Linked DNA regions of Mus musculus: region 2 is linked to region 1. The links are chromatin contacts, found by Hi-C in ENCODE. All regions are on one chromosome and are shown on one strand. The core of a region is the stretch at or near the end of the contact, and the rest is flanking DNA. Distances in the headings are between cores, read along the strand shown.

Region 1 (5,980 bases), core at 3,206-5,705:
CATGAGCCTTACTTTTCTTACCAGTCAAGTAGAGAGTTGCTGGGAAGGGACCATGAGAATATCACAGTGCCTTGTAAAATGGAAAGTACCACTTAAATTCCAGGTAAGAAAGTTATCACATTGTCATCATTAAGAGTAAGGGATGTGCCTTTTGTCTGGTGAGGCTGTAGTGGTTTTGGACACTCTCTGAGTTCATCATACTACCCAAGGACAGGTGACAAGAAGAAAGATCCTGGAATGATGGCCGAAGAGGTCAAAGACCCAGTAAACAAATCTCAGGGAAAAGCCAAAAGCAGCACAAAGGCAAAGCTCGTGACAAACTCAACGTCCTTGCCCTTTTTAACAAAGCTATGTATGACAAACTGTAAGGAAGTTCCCAGCTATAAGCTTATTTCTTCAGCTGTGGTCTCTGAGAGACTCAATATCCATGGTTCCGTGGCCAGGGCAACCTTTCAGGAGTTACTTAATAAAGGATGTGTCAAGCACTGAGTCCAAGTAATCTACAGCAGAAACAGAAAGGGTGGAGATGTCCCAGCTTCTGGTGAAGATGCACAAACAGATTCAACCAACTCTACTTTAAAATAAAACTCTGCTTTAAAAAAAAAGATTTATTTATTTTATGTATATGAGCAAACTGTAGCTGTCTTCAGATACACCAGAAGAGGGTGTCAGATATCATTACAGATGGTTGTGAGCCACCATGTGGTTGCTGGTATTTGAACTCAGGACCTTTGGAAGAACAGTCAGTGCTCTTAACTGTTGAGCCATCTCTCCAGCCCCAAAACTCTGTTTTAAGAAGAGTGAAGAATGTGGGTATGTGTATGGAGGGCTGAAGATAAGAGCACTTGTTGTTCTTATAGGCAACCTGAGTTTAGTTCCCAGAACCCACAGGCTCATAGCCATCCATTTTTACTTAGAGGTAGTATCCTCTGAGCATATCACTCACTCCTGAATTCAGAACTTGTACTAGAGACTTGACTATTGAAACTCAGGTCAGTGTCTTAACCTAGCTGCAAGGGAGTCAGGACATATGCATTTTTCTAGCTTCTACCTTGGCGAGAGAGAACTTCCATGAAGAGGTGTCACAGATTTAGGTTGCCATAGATGACAGATATGTTTTATACTGGACTAGCTTCTAACATGTTTAACCCCAAGATCAAGCCATTCTTGGGAATGGCTCTAAGAGAAATGTACTCTGTTGGCTCCTGGCTCAATTGTGAGGAACTGTGAAAATTGTACTTGTATCTCTAGCCAACTCTGGATGCCAAAATGGATCTTGCTCCCTGGACAGAGGACATGGGTTGTGGTGGCATTACATGTATCAAGAAGTCACTCTGGAGTATCAACATGCAGGTGAGAAGTCCAAATCAGACTTCATTATGAGGGAGAGTGAGTGGGGTAGCTCTTGTTTTGAACCTGTCTGTCACTGGTTTTGTCTGTCTTTGCTGTCACCATTTCTGTCAGCATTTAAGCATACATAGGCTTTGGAAGTGGTGGCCAACAAACACCAAAGTGGCCATCCATGATGCATGCATGGGTCATCCTTGTCACAGTAATAAAGTCCCTATCAGAACTCCCAATGGGTGACTGGCAGGTACAGGTATGCTGGAGGCAGAATGCTGGGAGAGCTGCAGGCGTAATGAAGGAATACATAATACATCGAATAGAACGAGCTAACAGGAAGCAAGTGATAGGCGAGCCAACACCACCTGCCCACCCTGCCGCAGAATGAGAGAGGAACGTGGGCTTCTAAAAACCCTCCCAGGGGGACGATTTACCTCATTATTCCAGAGACATGGATGATAAAAGTGAGATGCTTGTGGAGTCGAGGCTGAAGTTCCTGACTCCAGGTGGGATGAGGGTCTCCAAGGGACTAGTTTGGTGTTCCCTTCTAAGTGAGAGGAGAATCCATGTGCAACATCCATTCTGGATTGGGATCTCTAAGGGACAAGTTGTGTGTTATGTAACCCAGCACCCTAGGGCTCCCAGGTTGACAAAAACTTCTCAGGCTGTCTTGAGATAAGACTCCCTGATGGTTTTCCAGGCTGTGGGGGAGGGTCCAGCACTAAGATGTAGAGGACAGAAGGAAGGCGAAAGGGATCCTCCTAGGGTATTCCCAACAAGGGATGGCTCCATTAAGACTTAAGGCCGGGGCTAGAGAGATGGTTCAGTGGTTAAGAGCACTGACTGCTCTTCCAGAGGTCATGAGTTCAATTCCCAGCAACCACATGGTGGCTCACAACCATCTGTAATGGGATCTGATGCCCTCCTCTGGTGTGTCTGAAGGCAGTTACAGTGTACTTATAACAAACAAACAAACAAACAAACAAATCTTTTAAAAAATCCTAAGGCCAAGTTAGCTGGCTCAGGGTGAAGGACAGGGGCAACAGGTTACTTCACTGCGGCTGCTGCAATGAAGGGTAACAGAGAGAACAGCTTCACAGTGTCTGAAGTCAAGTATCTGCAGACACCAGTTCTTTCTGAAGATGCACAGGAAGGACCTGTTCCAGGCCTCTCCGTGTTTTGGAGTTTCCTTGGCTTGTGGTGGCATGCCGCCAGTCTTCACACAGTGTTCTTTCCATGTGTGTCTGTGTCCAAATCTCCCCTTTTTATAGACACACCATATCGGATAAGAAAGGAGAGCACCCCACTCCAGGATGCCCTTAACAACTACAATGGTCTTATTTCCAAATAAGGGCTCATTCTGAGGTCATGGACGTTGAGAATTCGCATGTGAGTTTCAGGGGACACAATTCAACGCCAGCCCATGGGCGTCATGGGCTTGGCTTTAGGAAAGCAACTCACATGTCCTGTTTCTGCATAGCTGACACCCAGTGCTGACATCTTTGTAAACACGGATGACTGTGAGAAGTCTGGAATAAATGGCCGGGGCTCAGACAGCCATCATCTGCAATCCACCAAGGATGCCCAAACTTGTGGGTAACCTTCTTCCTAGGTGAACCTCTATGGGGGATCACGCCTTCCTGCATCCCCATGTTCTCAGACAAAGGAATAATACTTCCCTAGGATGGTTAGTGTAAATTGTCAACGTGATGACATCTAGAATCACCTCAGAGGTGGGCCATGCCTATCTGGGATTCTCTGGATTGATATGGATAAACTGGCTTTTTGTTTGTTCCGTTGATAGGGTTTTGTTGTTGTTTTTTGAGACAGGGTTTTAATATGTAGCGCTGGCTGGCTGGAACTCAGTGTGTAGACCAGGTTTTGCCTTGAACCCCTAGAGACTACTCAGCCTTTTTCGTTTGTTTTTGTTTTTCGAGACAGGGTTTCTCTGTGTAGCCCTGGCTGTCCTGGAACTCACTCTGTAGACCAGGCTGGCCTCGAACTCAGAAATCCGCCTGCCTCTGCCTCCAAAGTGTGGATATTAAAGGCGTGTGCCACCACTGCCAGGCTCTCAGCCTTTTAAGCGATGGAATTAAAGCCGGGTACCTCCATGCCCAGCTCTCAGAAGATCCATCTTAGTTGTGGCAGGATCATTTCTCTGGCCTGGGGATCCTGAACTGTTTGAACTGATTGTAGATGGGATGCGACCAGCTGCTTCAAGCAATCCCCAGGGCTCTGTGTGTACACTCTTCCCTTGGGTAGGGCTGAGATCTCGCAGCGCAGGGGTCAGAGCAGCTTCTACTTTGTACATGCTTCTCTCCCCTCCTTCCCACCCCACCTTCTGCTGACCCCCAGTTCTTCTCCCTTTGTTTGTTCTAAGGTGTAGGGGTCTGGCTTAAACGGACTGTCATTCAGGGCTTTTATGAGCATGGGTTATTCTAGATGCCCAGTTTCAGAGACTCAGAGAACACTGGGGGTGGGGGGTGGGGGTGTCCAGGTGCCCTTTGCGAACATCTCTCTGACCTTGGAAAGTGAGATAGGTCCTCCACGGTTGGAGGAGCAGGGGCGGGATTCGGGTGGAGGAACAGTGAGAGCTTAGCCACAGGATTTTAGAGTGGTTGGCCCAATTGGAATGCCCCTGTTTCAGCTGCCTCTGGCTACTGATGGGTAGATAATGTGCCAAGGTCAAATGGTGGGTGGCGCCCAGCGCCAGAAGCCAGCCTTTGAAGGGCATCAGTTGAGCTGAGGCTGGAGGTGTTGAGGGCAATGGCTTTCAGGGGTCTCTGATCTCGTGTCCAAGCTGGAGAGGCTTGTATGTGCGAAGAGGGTCTCCTCCAGGGCTCCTGAGGGAAAGGGAGGGGTGGCTAAAAGCAAGGTGGAGGAGTGTGTTTGAGGGATTGTGGGAATTTAGGGCCGTGCACCCGCCCCTCCTCCCCCCCCCCCGCAATGCGTGGGGCGCCTGGAGAGGGGTCTTGCGGGCAGGTGGGATCCTGCGGGGACCCGAGCGCGGGGCCCACGCTGGCCTGGTCGGGGTAAGTCAGGGATCGTCCACTCCCATTGTGCGGCCGGGCGGCGGCGGGCTGGCACAGCCGAGCGCTAGGAGGTGGAGCCGTGGACTGCAGGCTCCGGCGCCTGCGTCCGCCTGGCCGGGCTCTGCGCGGCGAGAGGCCGGACGGGAACCCGGCAGCCGCGCCCCGGAGCTTGCGGGGAGGGACATGGGGCGCGGCGGCTCTCCCAAGCCCCGCAGGTTCCGGAGCCCGGAGGTACTTAAGGGCAAGGCGTGGGCGCCGGGCCGGGTAGGGACAGCGGACTAACATGGACCGGGTTGGGCCTCGGAAGGGAGAGCGGGCTGGGCACCGGGATGGAGCACCCCGGAGGGGGCCCACCAGCGCAATTTCTGACCCCGCCCTCCTTCCTCAAGGCTCCCCAAGAGGTCTCTGCAGCGCCCCCTTCTTCTCACCCAGGGTTTGGGTCCCATAGTGATTGAGAGACTCCTAAGTCTTCAGTCTTCAGCCCTGCCATGGCTAATGGGGTGATCCCGCCGCCCGGGGGCGCCTCCCCCCTACCCCAGGTGACTGATGCGTGGGGGTGGGGTGGGGGAGGAGGGGCAGGATGGGCGGGGTGTCCTCTGGATGACCCTGGGACCACCAGATCCAGATGTAGAGCTGTATTGGTAGTGTAGAGGAATAGGGGGTCTTCGGTATTTCATGCACTTGTGGCTGGTGCTCCCACAACCTGGGGGGAAGCCCTCAGAGGGTGTTTTGGGGATGTTGATGCAGGCAAGGGTGAAGGTGTTGGGAAGGCCCTTGAAGTATGGAGTTGGGGTTGGGTGGGGAGTGTTCATGAACTAGGGGTCCTTAGGAGAGGCTATCTGGCCTGCAGGTCCGGGTGCCCTTGGAGGAGCCCCCTCTGGGTCCAGATGTAGAAGAGGAAGATGATGACTTGGGCAAGACCTTGGCTGTGAGCAGGTTTGGGGACCTCATCAGCAAGACCCCGGCCTGGGACCCCGAGAAGCCTAGCCGCAGCTACAGCGAGCGGGACTTTGAGTGTGGGTAGCCTGGGGACCCCTAGCACCCCAGCCTTCACCACCATCACCTTCATCGCCACCATTACTGCGCTCACCTCCGGCTTGATCACTCAGTGTCATCCTGTGCTGGACGCTGTGCTGGGCCACCATGCCATGTTAAGTCATCCTGCCTCTCATACCATCATCACCTTGTTCACCTGTCAGGGGAGATGTAGGGGAGATGCGCCTGAGGTCTCTCTCAGTGACCTTCATCGTGCACTGGGTCCCACTCACCCTCTGCCCCACTGTGTTTCCTGATGTGTCTTCCCTCAGCTTCTCTCTTTCTTCGGTACCACATCTCCCGACTCCCCTTTGCGACTTTCTCTCTATGTCACTCTTGTCCCCACTCCACCTGGCCTCACCAATGACAGGAGCAGGGATGCATAGTTGGGAGGGGTGTCCTGGCTCTAGAAGAAAGACTGGGGGTGCCTTTGTTTTAGATCTCACGCTAGAATAAGGTGTGAACTCCTTGTGGGGGAAGCCCCACTCTGCTTCAGGGGTCTCAACCCACTCTCCTGCACCTCCAGTTCACCGGCACACATCCCACCACACCCATCACCCGCTCTCAGC
Region 2 (5,231 bases), core at 1,119-3,618, 40 kb after region 1:
GTGTAGACACATCATCCCAAATCATGGCAGAAGGGAGAAAAATTATTGATTGATGAACCGCTTTCACCTGTGAGATTAGCGAAAGACAGTGATTTATGTATCCACCTTCCTAGCTGATACCTATGTCTTCAAAGAGCACACCAGTGTCTTCAACTCAAAGAAGTGAAGGGAGGCAGGGGTTTCCAGGCAACTGGAACAGGATGAGAAATTACTCCTTAATATCCAACAGTTGGATGTGAATGTACTAAGTTGCCCACTGTGCATTGTAAAGGGTGTTGCCTTGTTCTCATCCAGAATAACTTGATATTCAAGCAACATCTTTTTTTTTTTTAAAGATTTATTTATTTATTTATTATATGTAAGTACACTGTAGCTGTCTTCAGACACTCCAGAAGAGGGCATCAGATCTCATTATGGGTGGTTGTGAGCCACCATGTGGTTGCTGGGATTTGAACTCCAGACCTTCGGAAGAGCAGTCGGGTGCTCTTACCCACTGAGCCATCTCACCAGCCCTCAAGCAACATCTTTTAATTCACTTGATAACAATATTACCACCATCATTATTTGACTTGGGTACTTGGTTTATTCGAGCTGAGCTTCAGGAAACTGGACACATGGGTATTTGCCGTGGGTTTCTTCTACCGTAGGGAAGCTGGGAAGAAGATGTGGGTTCACCAGAGTGAATTAAGTGAACTGGGAGTGGAGTGAGGTCTGATTTTCACTCACTGGAAGGGGAAAGAGTTTCTAACAGCAGTGTCCTGCTGTGTAGACTCCATCTTTGCTGGCTTGCTTTACTCCGGGGGTTGCCCTTATATTTGGAATCCCAGACGGTGGCACTACCCTGGGGGAGGAGAGGAGGCTCAGAGGCTGATGGTAGTGTTACTGGGCCAAACTTGCTACACAGTTTGCAGATCACTGAAGAGCTGAGTTTTGCACAAGAGAAAGACAGAGAGAGAGAGAGAGAGAGAGAGAGAGAGAGAGAGAGAGAGATTTATTCCTGTGTGGAAATAGGAGAGTAAGCTTCAGTCTGTCTCCCCAAATGCAGAGTTTAAGGATATTTGTGAGATCAAGAAGCAGGGTGGTCTAAGACATGGGTGAAAGTGATGGATGGACTGAGGGAGAAAGCAGGAGGTCAGTTCTCTGAGCACGCATGCGCACATGTCACAGCTCCCCAGGCGTGTGCTCAGAAAATGTCAGCGTTTACCACACTTTGAGGGTGAAGACCCTTTGATGACAGAAGCTCACTTCTCAGGCCTAAGTGAACGATTGGTATTTCATTTGGCTTCCTCCAAACTCCCAAAAAGTAACTCCAGCAACTGTAACCTGAGTGTGACCTGTGGGCTGAGCTTATCCACAACCTGTAGAGTTGGAGAAAAAGCTGAAACCAGACGCACTCGGGGTGAGGAAGCTTGGTCAGGTTTGTCTTGGTCTAGGAGGGCAGGCCTGTTGGCTCCTCCTGCCTGTGCCCAGGCCCTAGGTCCAGGGAGTTCCCCAGCAGCCATACTTGGCGGGTCCACACTGGCAGCCATACTTGGTGGGTCCCAAGACTAGCCAGGCTCCTCGGCCTTTTTGCATTCTCTTCCTCTGCCTTCTCTCATTTCTATTCTTGGGCACCATAAGGAATTTCTCCCACACTGCCTTGTCATCTGTTGGTTTTGAAAAATTTATGAAGACTCTCATTAGAATTTAAACATTTTAAAACATCATATAGATCCTGAATATTTCTATTAGGTTTAGTTTTATATTTTGTGTGTGTGTGTGTGTGTGTGTGTGTGTGTGTGTGTGTGATATATTTGGCAATTTAAATGAGATTTTTTTCTTTCATTATATTTTCAAATCAGTTGTGTGTGCAGAATAAGCTATTGATTTTCAGATATCCATTTTTATAGCTAGCCTCCTATTGAATTCTTTTTCTTCTTCATTATTTATTTTAAGTTTTTGAGACAGCACTTCTCTGTGTAGACCAGACTGGCCTTGGGATCTTCCTGACTCTTCCTCCCAAGTTCTGGGAATAAAGGCATGTACCACCACACCAGGCAATTCTGTTGCTTTTAACTTGTCTCTCCTTAGCTTGCCAAGTATGGAGTCAAAGCTTGCTGTAGATAATTATAAAGCTTCCTTCTTACATGTTAATGGCTCCATTCACCACAGCCATGATGGAAGATGCGGTGAGAGTGGGTCCTCTCCTTTTTTTTTCTTGGCTTTTAGTTGGGTTTCTTCTGCCTCTGATTTTGCTTATTACTTGAGGTCTAGAGCCTGAGTTCTAACTTGGCCTCTCATTGTCCCTGAAGAGCAGGAGTTGCAGGTTCCAGGAGGTTCTTAGAATTTGGGTCCCAGGATATTGCAGGACTGTGCTATTTTCCCCATTTGTGACTCGCTGTGTCTGGGTCGGATTTCCGCATTACCCCCTTTTGGGATCTCTTCCAGCTTGACTTGAATTCTTGGAGTTTGGCAAGTAATTTTAGGAAAAAGGAACAAGAAAGGAAAACACAGATAAGCCTGCTGTTGCCTCAGTATTGTGTGCAGTCAGGGATACACATCATGGGTGGATTTCTGAGGAAAAATTTGACTTTTAAACACAGTGCAATTCAAATGCCTTTTTAGATATATCTTGCAGAAATTGAACTTGAATGTGCTTATACTTTCAAAAGGGGAATTTGATAAACAAAAGCATATTGATAATAAGACAAAAAGAAAAAAACAGTAGAATTTAGAGACTCCTCTGACCAAGTAGCAGAAGGCTGGGTTCTTCCTCTATTTACCTCCATGACAATTTTCTTTTCTTTTCTTGTTTTCGGACACACAGGAAGAGGACATCAGATCTCATTACAGATGGTTGTGAGCCACCATGTGGTTGCTGGGATTTGAACTCAGGACCTCTGGAAGAGCAGTCAGTGCTCTTAACCGCTGAGCCATCTCTCCAGCCTCCCCACAATAATTTTCTATAAAGACAGACTTCACTTGAGGGTTGACTTTCTTGAGGACTGACTTGCTACTAGGGTAGATTTCATCTGAGGACAGATTTCTTTGAGGCCGGGCTCCCTCTAGTCTGTGGATCTCTAACACAGCTTTTACAGTGTCAGCAGCTCTGGGATGCTGTCTGGAAAAAAGAACCATCCACTGAGTTCTTAGGAAGAGCTGATACAATTCTAAGCATGTAACAGACTTAGTTCATGTAACCTTGGAATAAAGATATAAGGCATTTGGATAGGCAGATATTAGAGTCTAGCGGCACTTGCTGGGATTTCCAGGTCCTTGTGTTCTGGAACTGCAAACCAGACCAGAGACACATGGACAGTGGTAGGAACAGTTTATTCAGGACGAGAGCCCTTGCAAGCAAGGATGTGGGTCAGAGAGCCAGGGGAAGAAGATTACAAGTTCAATGACGTCATCCCTTTAGAGTTACGAGCTTTTAGGAGCCTTTACACAGTGCTTGCCTTTTTCCTGTTGGGAACCTCGGGTTTTTCTCTGGCGTCTTCTGTTCCTTACCGGTTGCCATTGGCGGTGTGGAGGTGTGGGGAGGGTTGTCACTGATGCCCTTTGACCCTCCCTGCCATCTCACTCTTCTGTCTCTGCATAATTATATCCATCTTACTCACAAGGAATTGGAGCCTTGCCAAGGAACGTGCACATACTCGCACCACCAATGAAGAGGCTGGAGTTTAGTGATTTGGCCCAGAGAAAGGAGATTCTTGGGCCCTGTGGAGTGTCCTCTGGATAGAAGAGTTCCTCCTGCCAACTCCAGCTGGAAACATTCCTGAAACCAAACAAGCTGTGATTGGTTTGGCTTGATTGCTTGTTTACCCAAGCCTGGCCAAATCACTGATATCAAAGGGACTTGTTTGCTAGGTGTAGTCCAGTCTGGGCTCTATGCTTTTCTCAGGGGTATAGAGAGAAGAGCTGTTTCCTAAAAAAAGGTGTGTGTGTGTGTGTGTGTGTGTGTGTGTGTGCCCACTGTGGGTGGTTCCATCCCTAGGAAGGTGGATGTGGGCGGCTTAAGAAAGCTAGCTGAGCATGAGGCAGTGAGTGAGTCAGAGACAGCAAGCCAGCAAACAGCATTCCTCCATGGTTTCTGCTTCAAGCTCTTGTCTTGAGTTCCTGCCTTGACGTCCCTCAGTGGTGGACTGTGACCTGGAAGGTTAAGAGGTAATAAACTCTCTCCTCCAGCAAGTTGCTTTGGGTCAGAGTGTTTTCTCACAGCAAGATGGAGCAAACTAGAACAAGTATCTTTCCCTACGCAGCATCCAGCTCTCCTCCCTGCTGATTTGGAAGATTTGCTCTAAAGATTTTCCACTGCCATTCAATTAGCAAGAAGGTGGTTTTAACTTCTGGAGGAAGAAAAGGAACAGCTTCCTCTCTTCACGTTTCCTGATCTCGAACTTTCCAACTGATGGAACTTTGCTGGGAAACAAAGTGGTTCAAGGTGCCTGTGCCAAGATATTAGCATATACTGCCCCAGGCAAAGACACCGCTGGGCTGCTCCATCTGCTTTGCCTAGTTCTCTTATGTAAGTGACAGCTGAGGGTGTTTTGAATGGAATGCAGGGTGTGTCAAACGCTCTGTCTTAATAGAGGCACCAGCTTGCAGAGCTCGCTTTCTAAGAGCAGGGTTTTGCTGGAGGGTAACTTGGAGGTGAGAAGCGGCTCTTGACGGATGGAAAGGAAGGCAGAGGGTTTAAGAGTGTTCTTATCTGTAAAGTGCTGTCAGGAGAGGGTACTCTGTGGAGCTCCTCTTGGGGCAAGGGAGATGTTTGCCTTTGGGGGAACCACACACTGCACCAGGGTTAGAGACCAGCCCTTGCTTAGCGTACTGGTGGCTCTGGATATGAGCTTCCAACCTGGGAGTCATTTTGCTTATTTGATGAGGATGGGGCTTAGAGAACGAAGCTCTGAAATTCCTGGGGCAAAAGAGTGGGGTCAGGGCACTTTTTCTCGATTCTAGGTGGGCTATGTCTGGGGGAGATGGCAGAGAGTGCACAAGGGCTGAGCCGGAGAAATTGCTCTTTCCACTCGATATCCTTGTGTGGCTCATTCCCCAGACCCCACACCTTGGAGACTTTCTCCCCAAGCTCAGTGGCCGTCCTGTGGGAGGCCATGTATAGGTGCTCTGGCTGGCCCTGCAGCTGTAGTACCAGCCGTGTGAACTCAGAGCATCCTGGGAGTTCCAGACATTCTGGAGGAAAAAAAGGGATGCCCCTGGAGTCTGTGACCCAGGTGTCTTCTACATGGAAG

The links. A loop is a pair of places that touch in the nucleus more often than their neighbours do.
Region 2: a loop to region 1 is called in a map of left cerebral cortex, with 2.1 times the contacts of the local background. The contact joins the enhancer-like site here to the promoter of Slc4a3 in region 1. A Hi-C loop is called at or near these places in 7 of 37 maps with a recorded cell type or tissue (CH12.LX, heart and left cerebral cortex).

Annotation. Positions count from the first base shown.
Region 1 is chr1:75,542,007-75,547,986 of GRCm38, forward strand. It overlaps Slc4a3 (solute carrier family 4 (anion exchanger), member 3), which reads left to right and starts at 4,456. Exons shown (of 23, transcript NM_001357150.1): 1 at 4,456-4,607; 2 at 4,766-4,915; 3 at 5,227-5,392; 4 at 5,938-5,980. The coding sequence starts at 4,865. It also overlaps the pseudogene Gm15183.
Region 2 is chr1:75,584,567-75,589,797 of GRCm38, forward strand. No RefSeq gene overlaps it. Among named protein-coding and RNA genes, the nearest start is that of Slc4a3, 41 kb to the left of the region's middle. Within about 2 kb of position 2,369, at least 1 of the 3 ENCODE cell types and tissues checked has a DNase peak (open chromatin) inside an H3K27ac peak, as active enhancers do; it is left cerebral cortex, where a contact is called at or near this core.